Regions from separate parts of the Homo sapiens genome. Here region 2 is linked to region 1. A link is a loop called in an ENCODE intact Hi-C map of the cell type or tissue named here. Cell type or tissue: CD4-positive, alpha-beta T cell. All regions are shown on one strand. Region 1 has its middle 40 kb from the start of LINC00114. Region 2 overlaps PSMG1 (proteasome assembly chaperone 1).

Region 1 (2,500 bases):
AGCTTAGTGATTTTGTGGTCCCAATATTTATTTTCCTTTCACAAATCCAAATGTATTTGTCTCTAGATATTTTATTTTATTCTCGTAAAAGGTGGGAATGCAGAATATGCTTTGCTTTATTAAAAAGACTATGTATTTGCCTTTAAAATTTCAGGTTTTAGAAACATTTCGTTTTAAAAGTCTTTCCTTGAAAAATATGCAGATTGAAGCAAAATCTACTTACCCTAGCTTTTAGGAGAACTTCCTTCCTCAAAACGAACTTTTGCCTACGTGGCCTCCTTTTGTTTTTTCAAGTTGATTTAAATAGGAATGAAAATTACCCGTATTTAACCAGCAATCCAAAGGACAGAAGGTATTTTTCCTTGCAAAGGGGTGCTCATAATTTCGTAAAGTAATAAGACACCAGTGAAAACAATCACCCCAAATTCATTTCCATATGAAAAGAGAACCAGTGTAACTTGAAAACGCCTTTTATTAAATCTCAAGGTCAGAACTGGGGGAAAATTCTAAATGTTGAATCACAATAAGGCTCACTAGGATTTTCTCCTATTTACCCGCAGAGCCTGCTCTAGACTTCAGTGCTGGGCAGGGGGTTGCCCTGCGCCTGCACCGCGGCTGCAAAGCACCCTGTTTCCCTTCTCTGACCCGCCTGGCATTCCCGCCGCCGAGCGGCAGTTGAGTGATTTTTTTTCTTTTCCTTTAGCCGGCCCAGGGCTGCACTCGGTGACTGCTCTTCGTCAAATTCCTTCTTAAACAGTGGTCAAGTATTCTTCCGGTGCAGCTGTTATTTTCGGGTCCTGTATTCTGCTTTGTGCTGACCCTGTAATCTCAGCAGTACCCATTCGCCTAGCAGGGCTTCGGGATGCTTCCCCGACTCTCCTCGCACCTTCACACCAACGCACTCCGGGAATGTTTCTGATGGGTGTCAAGTCCACTCTCTGATGAACGGACTCGTGCTTTGAGAGCATCTTCAGGGTCAGTGCATCCAGTGACCGTTTCATGACACCGTTTGCCTCGAGCGCCACCGCCTGGCCAAAACTGGAACGACCTGTGCCCGTTGCTGAGGAGGAAAAACACCCGGGATGGAATTTCTAGTTTTTGTGCAATCCTCATCCTTTTCCATTTTCTGTAAAGTGACGATGACAGATATTTTCGCTTACTAATGCAAGTATTTTTCATCTGAATAAATATACCAATTTCTCTGGCAATAATTTGGGTTTAAAAATACTGAGGCTGGCCCGGCACAGTGGCTCACACCTGTAATCCCAGCACTTTGGGAGGCCAAGGCGGGCGGATCACGAGGTCAGGAGTTCGAGACCATCCTGGCCAACATGGTGAAACCCCGTCTCTACTAAAAATACAAAAATTAGCCGGGTTTGGTGGCGTGCGCCTGTAATCCCAGCTACTCGCGAGGCTGACGCAGGATAATCGCTTGAACCCGGGAGGTGGAGGTTGCAGTGAGCCGAGATTGTGCCACTGCATTCCAGCCTGGGCGACAGAGCGAGACTGCGTCTCAAAACAAAACAAAACAAAACAAAACAAAACAAAACAAAACAAAAAAATATACTGAGGCTGGGCATGGTGGCTCACTCCTGTAATTCCAGCACTTTAGGAGACTGAGGTAGGAGGATGGCTTGAGCCCAGGAGTTTGAGATCACCCTGAGCAAGACCCTGTCTCTACAAATATAATTTTAAAAATAACTGAGTCTGATGGCATGCACCTGTAGTTCCAGCTACTCAGGAGGCTGAGGAGGGAGGATGGCTAGAGCCCAGAAATTCGAGGTTGCAGTGAACCATGATCACGCCACTGCCCTCCAGCCTCGGTGACACAGCAAAGCCCTGTTTTTAAGAAAGGGAAAAGGAAACACAAAGATACTGAACTGAGCGCCATCCTATACCCTCAGCTATACATTACATAAATTGTATTCTTTAGAATTCTAAAGGCTGAGTAGGATGGGCTTTGGTAATGTAAAAATACAAAAGCAGATACAGGCAAAAAACATGAGAAAATTTTTTTCCTCTAGCATTCTGTCCATGGTGGACAGGATGGGTGAAGTGTGCCTAAAGTGCTTGTTTGATGGGTGCCCACCCCTCCCCACTCCCCAGTGGTCGACGCAGAGCACTGATGCTACAGACCCAGGCTCCAGAACACGCTGGATGGAAAGGTTCTGAGAAGAGTGTGCACACCTCAAGGAGTGTGTGTATGTGTGCGAGCAAATACCTCTGTAAGCAGTCTCCTGGGGGTGCTGAAAGAAAATATTAGGATTTCTCTTCATACCTATTTTTATCTCAAATTTCAGTACTTTTATTTTTATAGGACACATAAAAATTATTTGAACACTTGTATATTATTTACAAAACAAATCAATATTTTAATAGATATTGGGTGTGTGGGTTAAAAAATTGGAGTTTGCCAAGGAGATGGTGGAAGGTTGATGATGGCTTCCCTTGGACTGGGCAGAGGTGGGGTGAATAGGGCGTGGATCTTTATCTTTCTGCC
Region 2 (2,500 bases), 440 kb before region 1:
TCCACAGCCTCTGGTTTAAGCATGGTTTCTTTAAAGGAAAGAGGTTGTAACAACATTGTCCCTCAGCCCGGTTTTATTCTGGAATGGCCATTAGTTTTAAGACTTTTGTGGTAAGTTGTTGGAAGTAGCTCATTTCCCAGGTCTCATAAATTAGTTTGTTACTAGATTGTCAGCTCCTTGTGGTAATGGACCACGATTTTTAATTTTGGTATCCCAAGTTTACCACATACCTGGCATGTTGAATAAAGCCATCAATAACCATTTGTTGAAGAGTACAGCTGTAAAACTCTGATTTAGTATACTGCAAGCTTATCTTGCAAATTAGCTAGAATCCAGGGTAATCTTTCTGACACATGGAGTTAATTTATTTTTAGCATCTCTTTCAAAGTATATGCTGATCGTCTTGTTTGTTTAAATAGCCAATTGCCTCATCCCACTTAACTCAGAGATGAGTTCCCATGGGCAGGGGCTGGGCTGTTTTGTTTACTGCTGTAGGACTGTGTGTAGCACACAGGTGTGTCATAAACGCTTGGACTTGTTCAGAGACTTGGAAATCATCTGTCATATGGGGCTTAAGGAAACTCAGCTTTTATGAATATACTTTCAAGGGGAAATTTAACTCAGCATTTTCATTTTTGCTTTGGAGATAATGATTAGCAGGAGGGTAAGATGGTGGTTCTGCAGGGTGCTGTTTTCTTAATGACCAATTACATCAGCCTGAGTCAGTTCGTTGTTTCTGACCTTTTAAAAGTGGTATTTTCAATAAGGTGGAATTATTTTGAGTTCTTCCTGTGTGGCAGTTTAGTTGGATTTGAAAGATGGATGAATCTTGGGTAGAAGTGTGCAGAGGGAAGCAGTGTGAGCAGAGTGGGAAAGTGTGAGGAGAGCCGTGAGGAGTGTGGTGTTGGTGGAGAGGGGAGGAAGACATCTTGTGGGGAAGGTCGGGCGGGTTAGAGCATAGACTTCCTCCAGAGGCCAGGAGACCATCGGAGGCCAGGAGATCATCGGCGAGTGTGGCAGGGAAAGGGCCTGTTGAACTGACTTTCCCACTTGCCTTTTCGTTGAGAAGGAGAGTAAAGGCCACGCCTGTCCCATGGCTGTTTTTAAGTCTCGAGTGTGGAGATTGTTGGTCGTGGAGGGAGGGGTGTTGCCTCTGCCTGAATCCCTGGGGTCTCACTGTATTCACTTTTTTCTCTCCTTTCAGAATATTCCCCAAAGCACTGAGATACTAAAGAAATTGATGACAACAAATGAGATTCAGAGTAACATTTATACATGATCTTAAACATTGTTTTGTAGTGTATATTACTTGTCCATTCCTTTAAGGGGAGCAGCCTGCACTCTTTTGTAGATTACTTTTGGGGGATATATTTTGAGAATGATGAAACGGAATAAAATTGTAAAAAATTAATTGTAGTTTTAATTCCTTATTTATGGTGGTATTATTCACAACCAAAATAAGCCAAGCATTTTCCTTTTATCCACTAGGTGGGAGTATTGTTGTATTTGAATATTTTAAGGTACTATAGTTAAATTTTTATCTTATTTATTTATTTATTTATTTTTTGAGGCTGGGTCTTGCTCTGTTGCCCAGGCTGAAGTGCAGTGTGCTATCATGGTTCACTGCATCCTCGACCTCCTGGGCTCAAGCATTTCCCCCGCCTCGGCCTCCCAAAATGCTGGGATTACAGGTGTGAGCCACTGTGCCCAACTTTAGTTAAATTTTTCAAAGCTACAGATATCAGCAGATGGTATTCATGTGGCAAAGTGTAGTTAATTAGGTGTAACTATTCATTGACCTGTTGGTGATTCTTAATATGTGGAAAGTTTCTGGATATTTTAGGAGTCCTGCAGTTTTTTTTATCTTGTGGGTAAAAATTGATGACAAAGTAACAAAATTATATATTTACTAAAAATGAAACAGAAATGTGTATGTCCTCACTTTTTAGTAATATCTGACAGATAGCCTCTTCACCCAGACTTTCCCAGGGCTCTCTTTCAAGGCTGGCTCTGCGCGTGTCAGCAGTTCTCTTACAGTCATGTGTTATCATTAGGAGTGTGAATGGAATCATGAACCCGGAGTAGCCACACAACTTCACAGGACCACAAACTGAACTGCATTCATGAAAATAAATTTTAAAATGGTGGAGTTAAATGCTTCTTATCTCTTCTGCTTTCTTTTTCACCTTTTTAGTTATTGAATCATTTACATACTATAGATTTAGAGTACTTACCCATTTATATTTTCTAGTTCCAGTTCATTTACTGTTTTTGGTAATGATTAGAAGTATGGTAAGGAGATACTGTGTTCTAACTCCTTCTTGAGTAAACTTGGTTTCCTTTACATAATCAAGAATTGGAAGTCTTGTGCATAGTATGCTTATGAATATATCCCGAAGGCAGAAATCTAAGCATTTCCCTTGTTGCAAAAAAAGTTTTCATTCATTCAGAAATGTGCCTGCAGAGCCCTGAGGTAACATCATATGACCTGGAATCTGGT

The links. A loop is a pair of places that touch in the nucleus more often than their neighbours do. Peaks named below come from ENCODE experiments on the same cell type or tissue, not always from the same donor. Only the 100,000 strongest peaks of a DNase experiment are listed, where the experiment ranks them.
Region 2: a loop joins it to region 1, with 11 times the contacts of the local background. A loop is called at or near these places in 13 of 110 quality-filtered maps.

The regions. Positions count from the first base shown.
Region 1 is chr21:38,732,601-38,735,100 of GRCh38, reverse strand. No RefSeq gene overlaps it. Among named protein-coding and RNA genes, the nearest start is that of LINC00114, 40 kb to the left of the region's middle. In CD4-positive, alpha-beta T cell, CTCF peaks have their summits at 814 and 1,019 (motif pointing left); DNase peaks (open chromatin) are centred at 630 and 1,000; H3K4me3 peaks cover 604 bases; H3K27me3 peaks cover 643 bases.
Region 2 is chr21:39,174,369-39,176,868 of GRCh38, reverse strand. It overlaps PSMG1 (proteasome assembly chaperone 1), which reads left to right. Exons shown (of 7, transcript NM_003720.4): 7 at 1,205-2,100. The coding sequence ends at 1,279. Among named protein-coding and RNA genes, the nearest start is that of PSMG1, 7.8 kb to the left of the region's middle. In CD4-positive, alpha-beta T cell, a CTCF peak has its summit at 1,492 (motif pointing right); a DNase peak (open chromatin) is centred at 1,488.